Regions from separate parts of the Homo sapiens genome. Here region 2 is linked to region 1. Evidence: chromatin contacts called from ENCODE Hi-C or POLR2A ChIA-PET data. All regions are on one chromosome and are shown on one strand. Each heading gives the region's core, a stretch centred on a gene start or an enhancer-like site at or near the end of the contact. The rest is flanking DNA. Distances are from core to core; before and after follow the strand shown.

Region 1 (7,104 bases), core at 2,106-4,605:
ACACTCCATCTATCCTGGGTGACAAAGCAAGACCGGGTCTCCAAAAAAAAAAGAAAAAAAGATTCCAGCAGGAAAGGGAACTGTCACCCAAAGGCGAAGGGTCTGCGGTCTGACCAAAGCGTCTTCCCGGAGCCTTCAGTGCTCTGTTCAGGGGGAGCCGGACGGAGCCAGGCAGTGCCTGCGACTCCAGAGAGCAGCGCTTCTGACTCGGGAAAGGCTGCTGCCAAGGGTGGATTTTTTTACCATATGCAAGGATGAAGATGCTGGGTTTTTTTCTGTGGTTTTTGTTTGTTTTTTGTTTTTTGTGAGAGTCTCACTCTGTTGCCCAGGATGGAGTACAATGGTGCGATCTCGGCTCACTGCAACCTCCGCCTCCTAGGTTCAAGCGATTCTCCTGCCTCAGCCTCCCGAGTAGCTGGGATTACAGGCATGCGCCAGTATGCTTGGCTAATTTTTGCATTTTTACTAGAGACAGGGTCTTACCATGTTGGCCAGGCTGGTCTCGAACTCCTAACCTCAAATGTCCTCCCACCTTGGCCTCCCCATGAGCCACCGTGCCCAGCCTGAAGATGCTGTTTTCTTTCTATGTGAATGTGGTAAGTGTTCCGTCTGTACAATAGAGCTTGACAGCATATGAAGGGGACGTAAAAAAAAAAAAAAAAGAAAAAAGAAAAAAAAAAAACCACCCCAACCTCTGAAAGAAATGTCTACCTTGTCCTGTTCTGAAACCACAGGTGGGCAATTTGGTGACTCTCCTCAGGGAAAGGTCACCTTTGAGCTGGGGGCACTGTGCTGAGGTAGGGCTGGGGCCTCTGAGCAGAAAACAGCCAGTGCTGACACGCACAGAGCGGGGGCACAGGGGCTGCGCCGCCAGGAATGACGGCCACGGCATCCGATCACGAACACCTATTGACACGAAGTGGATGGATGTTTCCTCGAAAGGTTTATCTTTGCTCCTTTTCACTTTTCTCACTGAAACATTCATATATTTGTGCCATCTGGTTAATAATGAATTTGTTTTTTTCTATAAATGTGTTGCCGCCATGTCCTGAGCGGGTGTGTGTCTGTGAAATTCCAAGCAACAAGACCGCTGAGCCAGCATGCCTAATATCTGGCACTGTTTCTCAGCTGAGCGAGAGCAAACTGTTAAGAAAGATGCAACATCTAATTAGGACTTGCTTCAAATACCAGAACCTCCAGTTAAGTGGCACAGGCCTGTCGCAGGATGTTTTCGCAGGATGTTTTCAGCACAACCCATTTAGGTAAGTTCCTCATTTTATACAAGCCCCAGGAGAGGCCCTGCAAATTTCTCACCGCTTGAGTTGTTTCCTCACCTCCATTTGGCACCCACTTCTTCATTCCTGGAACTATGTGAAACAGTATCAGCCGTCAAACAACTTCTTGGTAATGATGTCAACTTTATTTTGGAGAATACTGCTAAGATGTCTTCAATATATGTCATGATACAAAATGGACATTTTCTAACCTCCAAATCTTTTCTACTTGACTTTCTTTTTTTTTTTTTTTGAGATGGAGTCTCGCTCTGTCACTCAGGCTGGAGTGCAGTGGTGCGATCTCTGCTCACTACAACCTCCGCCTCCCGAGTTCAAGTGATTCTCCTGCCTCAGCCTCCCAAGTAGCTGGGACTACAGGCGTCCGCCATCACGCCCAGCTAATTTTTTGTATTTTTAGTAGAGACAGGGTTTCACTGTGTCAGGATGGTCTCGATCTCCTGACCTCGTGATCTGCCTGCCTCAGCCTCCCAAAGTGTTGGGATTACAGGCGTGACCCTCTGTGCCCAGCCTCTACTTGGCTTTTTATAGTCAGTAAAACTAACTCATTTTTTTTTAAACAATCACACTTTTAATATAGGAATATGCCACAATGCAAAAAACCAAACCACATTTTTTCCTTTTTTTTTTTTCACTCTTGTTGCCCAGGCAGGAGTGCAATGGTGAGATCTCGGCTCACTGCAACTTCCCCTTCCTGGGTTCATGCAATTCTCCTGCCTCCACCTCCTAAGTAGCTGGGACTACAGGTATGCACCACCACGCCTGGCTAATTTTCTATTTTTGGTAGAGATGGGGTGTCACCATGTTGGTCAGGCTGGTCTCCAATTCTTAAACTCAGGTGATCTGCCCGCCTAGGCCTCCCAAAGTGCTGAGATTACAGGCGTGAGCCACTGTACCCAGCCCAAAACACATTTTTAAATGAAAACAAACCACCACTGTTAATTGGTAGTGTACTCTGTAGCTCAGAAGCTATCCTCTAGTACAAAAAAAAAGAGTTTAAGTAAATTAAAAAAAACCCAGCTGTAACTTCTATAAACTAGGAGGATCAGGATCAGGATTTTATAACTTTTTTTTTTTGAGACAGAGTCTCGCCCTGTTGCCCAGGCTGGAGTACAGTCGCGCGATCTCAGCTCATTGCAACCTCCTCCTCCTGGGCTCAAGTGGTTCTCCTGCCTCAGCCTCCCAAGTAGCTGGGATTACAGGCGCCTGCCACTGTGCCTGACTAACTTTTGTATTTTTAGTAGAGACGGGGTTTCACCATGTTGGCCAGGCTGGTCTTGAGCTCCTGATCTCAGGTGACCTGCCTGCCTCAGCCTCCTAAAGTGCTGAGATTACAGGTGTGAGCCACCACGCCCGGCCATAACATGTTTTCATGTGACATCTCAAGCACAAACAGCCTGAGAAGTTAATTCTGCTTTGAGGCAATCCAATAAGCAAAGAGCAGTCGGACTAACTGTCCTTGTACCAGCTGACTGTCTCCCTGCCCCGATCAAGCTCTAGGGACCAGACACTGTGTTAGGCACTGGGCATGAAGATCGTAACACAAAATCGACTCCTTCCAAGAGCTCAGGCTTGAGCAGAACACACATCTCCACTTCCCCAAAACAGAACCAAAAGCCATCCAACAATGGCAATGTGCAGGGTATTTTGCTTCAAGAGAGGCAAGAACAGGGAACTGTGAGAGCGGAGAGGCACACAGGAGAGCCTGCCTACATGTGCGAGGGAAGGCTGGAAATGCTTCCCAAAGGACCTGGGCACCTGAGGGATAACAGAGATGCCCTGGGAGGAGGGTGGTGTTGGCAGGAAAAGCGGACCACTTAACAAGAACGACGGCTCTCACGTACAGAGGCCACGCCACGACCGCCTGTTGCGGGAATAGGTTATTTTGGCTGGAGTGTGAGATATGTGAGGGCTCCTGAAATACAGCCAGCTATGTAACTCTCAAGGCTTGCTGTTCCAAACAGGATGAAACACATGCTACGACAAGCCGTTTAAAAGTGTAATTGAGATTATGAGAAAGACCGGGAAATCCCCCGGGGCCAGAAACAAGAACCCGAAGAACAGAACTAAGCCTATCAACTCTAGTGCTGTGGGAACCCGTGGGAGGGTCTCCTAGCAGCCTGGCCACAGGAAGGGAATCAGAACTCAGACACAAACTCCAGAAGGCGACAGTCTCAGGAAAGGGAGTGTGAGGAGACAGTTCTAATGACAGGGCAGGACACAATGACTGTTCTTCTCTGAATGAGTTTTGAGGAACATGGTAGAAGCAAATGAAAAACCCAAAATTTTGGATCTTTGGGATTCTCACAAACAAAAGAACAAACAAAAAGAACAAGCTCACTGAAGATGAACTCAAAGTAAATAAATAAACTGATTTACAAAACAAAAAAGAAACAACCAACCCGGATGAGAGTCTGTAAACGCAACAGGCATTAAAGCCCCAAGAACTCTGGAAATCATCATCAATCTGAAGGACAGTATAAAATAAATATATTGATGCTAGACAAAAAGACTAAGGGGGATCCATATCGCATACCAAACACGCAAAGGAACAAAAGCCAAACATCCAATATTGAAATGGAGAACAAGAAGTTACAAAAGAACTGGACAAAAACCATGGGGAAGTATTTTTTAAAATGATGGCTGAAATTCAAAAGCCAGAAAAGAAACAAATAATCTATGTGATCTCGTTCACAGGAAAAGACTAATGACAAAGGCCTAATCTCTGTAATACATAAACAGTGCCTCTATTTTGAGGAAAATGAGACAATAGAAAAAAGTGAAAAAGACATGAAGCAATGGTTCACAGAAACGACCCTTAAATATATGAAAAGATAAACTTCATCCTCACTTACTAAGAAAAATAGAAGTAGAAATTATACTGAAACATCATTTCTCTACGAAACCCCAAAAACCCTGAAGAGTGTAACCCTATATTGTAAAGGCAAGCTCTGAGGAAGCCTGCAGGTACTGTGATGCATTCCTGGGGGGATCTGGTCAGGTGTAACCTCTACCGAGGGTAAACTGCAACATTAAAATACATTTCACTTTTGAGCCAGCAATCCCGCTTCTAGGAATTCACCCTGTAGATTCACCTGCAGCGTGTGAAATGACACACGTACGGGATTATTCACCATGGCAGACTGCAGAAGACCAGACACAACCTGGTGTTCACTGCTAGGCATGACATGTATGATCATGGCTCACTGCAGCCTCAACCTCCCAGTCTCAAGCGATCCTCCCAACTCAGCTCCCGGGAGTAGCTGGGGCTACAGGCACAAACCACCACACCTGGCTAATTTTTATGTAGAGACGAGGTCTCATTATGTTAAGCCCAGGCTGATCTCAAACTCCTGGGCTCAAGCCATCCTCCCACCTCAGCCTCCCAAAATGCTGAAAATACAGGCGTGAGCCACAACAATGGCCTAAAGCCCCTCTTTCTAGTAACTCTTAACAGACACCATCATCTTTGAAGACAAAGAGGTGAAAATATAGTGATGTCTTTTGACGTAAGAGTTAAATGAACAGTTAACAGTTATTCTGGGACATGATCATATGGGCCATATCTTTTTGTCCAAAGATGATTCGAAGATGTCCAAAGGTGATTCAGATTCAAATGACTGTCTCACTTACAATGAGGCTGATCTAAGCACGGAGAGAGAATGAGAAATATTCTGCTTGTGTGTAGGTGACACGGGAAAACGCATCTGCTAGCTTCTTCACAATGTCAAAGAGCACTCAGCACCAAACAGCATTTAGTGACCTAAACTTCTTAATAAAGATGACATGTCTTGGACAGTGAAATCTCTGCTCTAGTAATTCTTCATTAAGTCAGCAGTAAGTAACTTTACTAGTAAGTCACTTTAACTTTTTCCTTACAGAAGTTTTCATCACTTTTAAGATTTAAAAAATAAACTAATCCTCTTCTGTCTAAAGATAAAAGTAACTCAAACTTTGAGTCACTTTTAGTTGACTAAAAATAATAATAATAATTTTTTTTTTTTTTTTTTTGAGACGGAGTCTCGCTCTGTAGCCCAGGCTGGAGTGCAGTGGCGCGATCTCGGCTCACTGCAAGCTCCGCCTCCCGGGTTCACGCCATTCTCCCGCCTCAGCCTCCAGAGTAGCTGGGACTACAAGTGCCCGCCAACACACCCGGCTAATTTTTTGTATTTTTAGTAGAGACAGGGTTTCACCGTTTTAGCCAGGATGGTCTCGATCTCCTGACCTCGTGATCTGCCCGTCTCGGCCTCCCAAAGTGCTGGGATTACAGGTGTGAGCCACCGCGCCCGGCCCCTTTTTTTTTTTTTTAAAAAACAGAGTTTCGCTCTTGTTGCCCAGGCTGGAATGCAATAGCACAATCTCAACTCACTGCAACCTCCACCTCCTGGTTCAAGTGATTCTCCTGTGCCTCAGCTTCCCACGTAGCTAGGTGGCATGCGCCACCATGCCCGGCTAATTTTGTATTTTTAGTAGAGACAGGGTTTCTCCATGTTGGTCAGGTGGGTTTCGAACTCCCGACCTCAGGTGATCTGCCCGCCTCAGCCTCCCAAAGTGCTGGGATTACGGGCGTGAGCCACTGCACCCGGCCAAAATAATTATATAAATATCAAGTGACAAACTCCTGGCCAAATTTAAGTGTGCAAACTGAACTATTTTAAGCAGGCCCTGACCTCTGACACAAATGAGACATAGGACGTAAGTGCTCATTTACCTACCTGTTCAATAAAGAATCCCTAAACCATGGTACACAATGATTTCAGCTATTAAGTCCTCTAATGTTAGGTATATTTTAAGGGGAGATTTTTGACCATGGTGAATTTCAATCACCTTAGTTGATGTGAGAAAAAAAAAAAAATTTGAGGAGGGGATGGGGTCTCACTCTGTCACCCTGGCTGGAGAGCAGTGGCGCAATCAAGGCTCACTGCAGCCTTGCATTCCCGGGCTCAAGTGATCCTCCCAGCTCAGCCTCTTGCATAACTGGGACTACAGGCAAACACCACCAGGCCCGGATATTTTTTTTTTCTCTTTTGAGGCAGAGTCTCGCTCTGTTGCCCAGGCTGCAGCACAATGGCGTGATCTCCGCTCACTGCAATCTCTGCCTCCTGAGTAGCTGGGATTTCAGGCACCCACCACCATGCCTGGCTCATTTTTTTGTATTTTTAGTAGAGACGGAGTTTCACCATGTTGCCGAGGCTGATCTTGAACTCCTGACCTCAAGTGATCCTCCCACCTCGGCCTCCCAAAGTGCTGGGGTTACAGGTGTGAGCCACTGTGCCTGGCCTGGGCTAATTTTTTTTTAATTTTTAGTAGAGATGAGGGCTCACTATGTTGCCCAGGCTAGTCTCGAACTCCTGAGCTCAAATGATCTCCCTGCCTAAGCCTCCCAAAGTGCTGGGAATACAGGCATGAGCTGCTGCACCCAGACAAAATATTTTTTGAGCATGGATCCTTCACACACATAACAAAGGCATGCTCTGCCTGCTTATAAAACCAGCTCTTATATTAAAGCATATCAGAAAGAGTTTTTACTTACCCTACTGTCTCTGTATATATCGAACACAACTGTAAAGGAGAAAAAAAGTCAGTTATTAATGAACTAATATTTCACAATGTAAATCTCCTTTTGAAAATTAAAGTACATTTTAATCAAAGACAGCAGAATATAAATGACCCTGAGGACTTCATGCTTCTAAACCTCAAAACTTCAAACATAAAAAGGCATCCTGCAATGTTTTATTTATATAACTTTGCTTTACTGTTCTCTGTTCCCCAACCATAAGCCCCTATATTTAAAAATTCAAACCAAACGCCA
Region 2 (7,104 bases), core at 1,555-4,054, 380 kb before region 1:
ACGGCAACGTCAGATCCTGGCGAGGATGCAGAGAAACGATCACTCACACATTACTGGTGGGAATGTAAAGTGACACAGCTACACGGTGCCAAACAGTTTCTTTACAAATGGAACATGCAACCACCATGCAACCTAGCAATTGAACTCCTGGCATTTATCCCAGAGAAATAAAAAGTTATGTTCACACAAAAACCTGTACATGGACGTTTATAGCAGCTTTATTTTTTTTTTTTTTTTTTTTTTTTTTTTTTTTGAGACGGAGTCTCGCTCTGTCGCCCAGGCCGGACTGCGGACTGCAGAGCTTTATTTTTTAATAGTCAAAAACTGGACACAAACTAGGTGTCCTTCAACTGGTGAATGGTTAAACAAAGTGGTACACTCAAACTGTGAAATACTTCTCAGTTATCAAATAGAACAACTACTGATACATACAACAACTTCGATAAATCTCCAGTGAAAGTTGAGTGAAAAAGAAGATCCCAAAAGGTTACATATTGTAAGATTCAATTTATATAACATTCTTGAAATGACAAAACCATAGAAATGGGGAAGAGACTACAGGTTACCTGAGGTTAGGCAGGGGGTGAGATCATGCAGGAGGGAAGTGGGTTTGCTACAAAAGAGCACCATGAGGAATTCCAGAAGCTTTTGTATCCTGCTTGTATCAATGTCAATATCCTGGTTGTAATACTGTACTACAGTTTTGTAAGATGTTACCATTTGGGGAAACTTGGTAAAGGGTACATGAGATCTCACTGTATATTATTTCTTATAATTGTATGTGAATCTACAACTATCTTGAAATTAAAATGTTAAAATTAAAATGTAATTTTTAATAATTTTAAAAATCCAAGTAGGGGATGGTAGCATACACCTATAATCCCAACACTTTGGGAGGCTGAAGCAGGAGGATCACTTGAGGCCAGCAATTCAAGACCAGTCTAGGCAACACAGTAAAACCCTTCCTCTACCAAAAATTCTAAAATTAGCCAGGCACGGTGGTGTACATTTGCAGTCCCAGCTACTCGGGCTGAGGCAGAAGAATTACTTGAGACCATCAGGCTGAGGCTGTAGTAAGCCATGATTGTACCACTGCACTCCAGCCTGGGCAACAGAGCAAGACCCCGTCTCAAAAAAAAAAAATCCAGCTCTATGTGAATTTGGTCATTATTCACCCTGTCTATGCCTTAGTTTCCTCAGGAGAAAAACAGGGATAACAGTAATGCCAGCTTTATGGGATTACTGTGAAATTGGAACAGTTTACTAGACATAAAGTACTTAAACTACTTAGCAGACAGCACTCAAATGCATTTACCATGATTATTTCAATCAGTAATTCAAAAGCATTTATTGAGCTCCTGCTACATGCAAAGATTCAATGGCTTCTTTAAAAACAGACATCTCAGGTAGTAGTACTGCATAGCACTGAGAGAGAGAGACTTTGGAGTAAGAGAAAACTGGGTTTAAACCTCAGCACTGCCACCATCTTTGCTGTGCATGCTTAGGCAATTTACTTAGCCACTCTGAACTGCCTTTTCTTTAACAGTAAAACAGAATTAATAATATACCTTCACAGGGTTATGCGTATTAAGAAGATATATGTCACTGATTGGTATATGACAAATAAACTGCAACTATTATTACTACTACCCATATATTCTCTTTTTGTTGCCTTCTTCCTACGCAAAGTTTAAACTTCTTGAGAAGAGTCTCTTTTTTTTTCCCATGAATCCCTCTAAATACCAAGCCTAATGTGATGAAAATAGAAAGTACTCAATTAATACTTAGTAAAAAATAAAATACTCTGGCAATGCTTAATGAAATTAAGTATTACCTGATACTTAAATGAAAAGTAACTGTATGCTTTCTTCTGAATATGAGGCTCCCAAAAAATCCCCCCACGAGTCTTTGAAGGGGCATGAACAAGGGTTTTCATCCATGATACTCTTTATGGACACACAAGTGCAAGACGGTTCAGTCATCCATCACCAGGGAGATGAAGATAAAATGGGGTAAAAGCAGCTATAAACAATGAACTAGAGAAAACAGAGTAAGTAGCACGGACAGATGTTAGAAAGAGCATGCATTGAAAGTGCGAAGCAACAGAATGAAATCTATTGAAGAATGCCATTCATGTAAATTAAAAATACAAACATTCACACACACATGCACACCACAAAATGAAAAAAAAAATTAGGAGGATGCCTGTGTATTCAAAGAGATTTAGCAAGTCCATTATAGTGGATATCTATGGAGGCAGGAATAGGAAATGAGGAAATGTTGAAGAGGAGAGAGAGACACAGAGCCCTGAATCGGCTGCTAATCATGAACCACTGGATCTAATTAAGTCACCTCTCAATACTAGATCCAAAACAAATGTGAATTAATACAAAATATGTAAATGATTACGTAAATAGTGACAGCATTCTACCCTGAACCTTACTGAGGAGGTAGCAATTAAAGAGATAATTCTGAAATGACAATGCAAAATCAGTACAGATAAACGGCTGTAATCCAATTGTTTGGCTATTTAATAAAATTAATGGTCTGAAGAGCATACCACTTCACGTTTCATTTGGAAAAAGTTCTATCAGGATTTCAAGGAGCTCACCAGTGGAAACCAGCATTTCAGTGACATGCTTTTTCTCCCCACCTCATTTATGTCTTTTGTGACTGTTCAATATTTTTATCACTGGTGAATCAGAGACATGCAATCTGGAGGAGAAAAAACTAACCCGGCAGGTATCTCAGCAACTAGAAAAACCGAAGGAAGGGCGTGCTCACCACTAGGGATGTTGACATTTGGTCCCAAGGCCAGAAAACAGATGCAGGTGGGACAGAAAATTACTTCTCTCCTCAAAGAGAAGAAACGGCTCCCCCGAAAGCAGAAAATACAAACTGCCTCGCCCTGGGGTGCGCTTATTTTCTGGCCATCATAGCCTGCATATCTGCCTACCACACAAGTGGCTTGTTCCCCTGCTCTGAGGAAAAGCTGCTGCTAATTTATTCTGGGAGCAAGAAGAGATGAATGGGGATATTTACCGTAAGTGACGCCAGAGTTAACACGGGGAATTTCTGGCTAGTGGAGTTATGAGTGTTCTTCCTCTTTTTGCTTATGTATTTTTCCTCATTTGTCTTCTAGGAATACACATTACTTTTCTTGTTGTGAAAAAATTACAACATTTTAAAATAAAATAACAGCACCAGTTAATCAGCTAGAGGGCTTAACAGTCACGATTCCTTTGGTGCACTAGTAATCTTACTGCAAAGCTTAAATGTTTTTGCAACTAATAACTTTCTTCCCAATTCTATCAGCTGCTTGCATCCTTGAGGAAAAAAAATCTACCACTCACCTTGCTTACGAGAAGTTCATGGTCAAGTGCTTAGTTGATTAGAACATGCCTTATTTTTGTGACTAGACAGGGATATTAAAAAGGCGATCCCCAAGCTACACTTCCAGTCACCACCACCCCTTCCCTACACCCCAAACACTTCACCGAATAAATGCCACTGAAGTGGGTGTCCGGTAATTCAACAGTTATAATGTATGGACTCAAGACAGAGACCACCTCGGTTCCCGCCCTGCCTCCTCTACTCTAGCTGGTGAGAAGATACTTGACCTCGGCCAGGCGCGGTGGCTCAGGCCTGTCATCTCAGCACTTTGGGAGGCCGAGGCGGGCGGATCACGAGGTCAGGAGATCGAGACCATCCTGGCTAACAAGGTGAAACCCCGTGTCTACTACAAATAGAAAAAATTAGCCGGGCTTAGTGGCGGGCGCCTGTAGTCCCAGCTACTCGGGAGGCTGAGGCAGGAGAATGGCGTGAACCCGGGAGGCGGAGCTTGCAGTGAGCCGAGATCACACCACTGCACCCCAGCCTGGGAGACAGAGCGAGACTCCGTCTCAAAAACAACAACAACAACAACAACAAAAAACAAACAAACAAAAAGATACTTGACCTCTCTGTCCTTTGGATTTTTCCGTAAAGGGTGGGTAAAAACAGTAGCTACTTAAGAGGTTGATTCGAGGATTTAATGCGCTAGTTCATGTAAAGGGTTTAGAACAGTCTGTCTCGCTGTAGCATCGATAAATGTTAGCTACTCCTATTACTGTCCAAGATAACCCGCTTTGTTATGCAATCAATTTTGAAACATTATATAAGACTAAAATATTCAAGCCTGCCCATACTTGGAAAACTAATTTTATTTCTTCCTATTTCCTTACCGTTAGCCATATTTTAAACACACATGTGCACACTCATATGAAACTACACACATATACATTCACACACGTACATTTATACACACACCTACATATACACACCCACATACACACACGCTCACACCTATACACACCAATACACGCACAAACACGCCTATCATAAACCAACACGTGCACTCACACACCCACACACACAGCAACACACATGCACACCCACAAACACACCTATACAGACACAACACACATGCACACATACACACCTATGCGCACACCAACACACTTGCAAACACACATACACACACCTATACACACACCAGCACATGCTCTCACTTATGCATACACTTATACACATACATGCATACACACCTACACCTATACACACACGAACGCACACATATACCTATACACACGCACACAACACATACCTACACACTACACACATGCACTTACACACACCTACGCACACAACTATACACACCCCCACACACATGCACACTCACACCTACACATCTATAGACACCTACAAACCACACACACCTATACACAAATACACTTTCAAATAAACACATACCTGTACAAACACGTGCACTCACACTACACATACGTATACATACTTGCAAACACAATACACACCTACACACACGCACACACACGATATACACACATAACTACACATGTACACATGCACACACACCGATATACACACACATAACTATACATGTACACATGCACACACCTACACACGTGCACACACTCACACCTACACACACACATGCACACACTCACACACTCAGACTCCCTAAGTTCCATTTCCAAAGAAGGGCAAAGAATTTGAACAACTTCCTTCCAGAACCTATACTTGAGTAAATTAATTACTCCAATATATTTTCTTATTTAGATGGAAATGGAATATAAAATGCAACAAATCTTAATCGAGGGTCAAAAATAGTGAATTCCTCTTGCTGAAAGCTACCAATGGCTCCCAATCACCTGAGGGACCTGGGTCTTCCTTCCTAGGGGTGGCCCAGGAGGCCCCCTCACCTAACTCCACCAATTCTGCCTCCTCTCGCCCATCCTCCGGTCCCAGAGACTCCCTGCTCAGGAACCCTTTGGGGCTCTCAGGCGTTCTGCCTGCCATTCCTCCTCAGAATGGATTATCAGTCCTCCAGCTCCCAGCCCCTTCCAACCCTGTAAACCCATCTCCAACGTTATCTTCACTGAGAAGCCCCAGGTCCAGGCACCTGCTGAGTTGATTAGCTGGTAATGTGCTTGCTGGGCCACACTGGGTTATAATTTGAACACACACTTCTAAGGATGGCGACTTGGGGCTGATTACTCCATGTCGGCAGTTTCTAACACAATAGCTGGTATGGCTGGTACTCAAAGAATCAGAGGATATGAGACACATCCGATTCCCAGTATAACAACAGCTGGTAGCCCTAGAGCACATGGTGAATAAGCCTTGTGGAGGGTGAGGGTGCACCCTAGTAACCAGATATCCTGGAGTAGGTGGGGTGGAGGTTTCCAAGGGCTTATCAAGGCCTCTCAACCCGGACTTAGTCAAAATTTAAAAAGAAGCTAGAATATAAAGTCAGCAAGAAAGGCAAAAGTTATTACACAGTCATCAAAATTTCCCTCGAAAATTATTTCAATTGCCCATTCAAGTATGGAGCACATATTTCTGTGTATTCAACCCTATAAAGTGAATACGTATTTAGCACTTTGTAATATATAAAACTATGGCTATTACAATATGCGGAACACATGCAAAATATAACCGTACTCTATTTTAACTTCATAAGAGAGATGCATATGGTTGCATTTGCTTAAATGTGTATATAGTGTCAATCCACAGTTGCCTATTTTTGTCAGCAATCTGGATTACATGTGCACACAACAACAACAAAGCTAGGGCATAATGACAACACCAAGTGAACACTTGCTACACGGTAGTGTGTGTGTGAAGGGCTTCCAAGTATTTATTAATTCAATCCTCACAACTCAAGGAGGGAACTCCTGTTGCCATGCCCATTTTGGAGATAAGGAAACCGAGACTCAGAGAGGTCCAGTGCTCTAGGTGACAGGAGCTACAAAGCAGAAAATCTGGTGTGAGAATCAAGGCAGTCTGGCTCTTTTAACATCACCCTATCCTACCTGTCTTGGGTTAAAAAATAATAATTAAGGAGAAAAGCAGAGTATGGGGCAGCTGTAAGTTAATAAGGATTGTGTGATGGGGGTGATGACCAGAACATGGTATTATTACACAGCCTCTGCCGTCAGACTCCCGCACTTACAGGCCAAGTCACTTTCTCTTCTCTACCTCTCAGTTTTCTTCCCTGTACAATCGGGATATTATTGCTTACCTTGAAGAAAAAACACACAACTCAACCGTACCCAGAACTCTGTGATGTTTCTGCCCCTACAAAAGGAAATGTAATCCTAGGCCGGGTGCGGCGGCTCATGCCTGTAATCCCAGACCTTTAGGAGGCCAAGGCAGGTGGATCGTGAGGTCAGGAGTGCGAGACCAGCCTGGCCAACATAGTGAAACCCCGTCTCTACTAAAAATACAAAAAATGAGCCAGGCATGGTGTCAGACGCCTGTAATCCCAGCTACTCAGAAGGCTGAGGCAGGAGAATCACCTGCACCCCCGGAGGTGGAGGTTGCAAATTGGTAGATATCGGCAAGCAAATTGGTAGATACCGACTCTCAACCACTGTATGGACAAAGTGTTGAAATGGGTTCCAAAGTTCTAAAACAGAAAAAGTTTGTAGTTTACAAGGCTGCTTCACATACTTTAGATGACAGAAATGCAATCAGGCTTTTCAATAACACTGGCCTATTTTTTTTCTTAATGGCTTGTCACAGTCTCGTGTAATGCCACAG

What was found. A loop is a pair of places that touch in the nucleus more often than their neighbours do. ChIA-PET counts read pairs that join two places held with the same protein, here RNA polymerase II (POLR2A). Pooled maps may share reads with other maps.
Region 2: a loop to region 1 is called in a pooled map, with 2.1 times the contacts of the local background. The contact joins two enhancer-like sites. A Hi-C loop is called at or near these places in 2 of 50 pooled maps. POLR2A ChIA-PET finds 5 or more read pairs at or near these places in 2 of 52 experiments (OCI-LY7 and activated B cell).

The regions. Positions count from the first base shown.
Region 1 is chr10:12,238,207-12,245,310 of GRCh38, reverse strand. It overlaps CDC123 (cell division cycle 123), which reads right to left. Exons shown (of 13, transcript NM_006023.3): 10 at 6,826-6,854. Among named protein-coding and RNA genes, the nearest start is that of CDC123, 46 kb to the right of the region's middle. Within about 2 kb of position 3,355, at least 14 of the 41 ENCODE cell types and tissues checked have a DNase peak (open chromatin) inside an H3K27ac peak, as active enhancers do.
Region 2 is chr10:12,613,336-12,620,439 of GRCh38, reverse strand. All of the region lies in intron 2 of CAMK1D (calcium/calmodulin dependent protein kinase ID), which reads right to left. Among named protein-coding and RNA genes, the nearest start is that of MIR4481, 36 kb to the left of the region's middle. Within about 2 kb of position 2,804, at least 2 of the 41 ENCODE cell types and tissues checked have a DNase peak (open chromatin) inside an H3K27ac peak, as active enhancers do.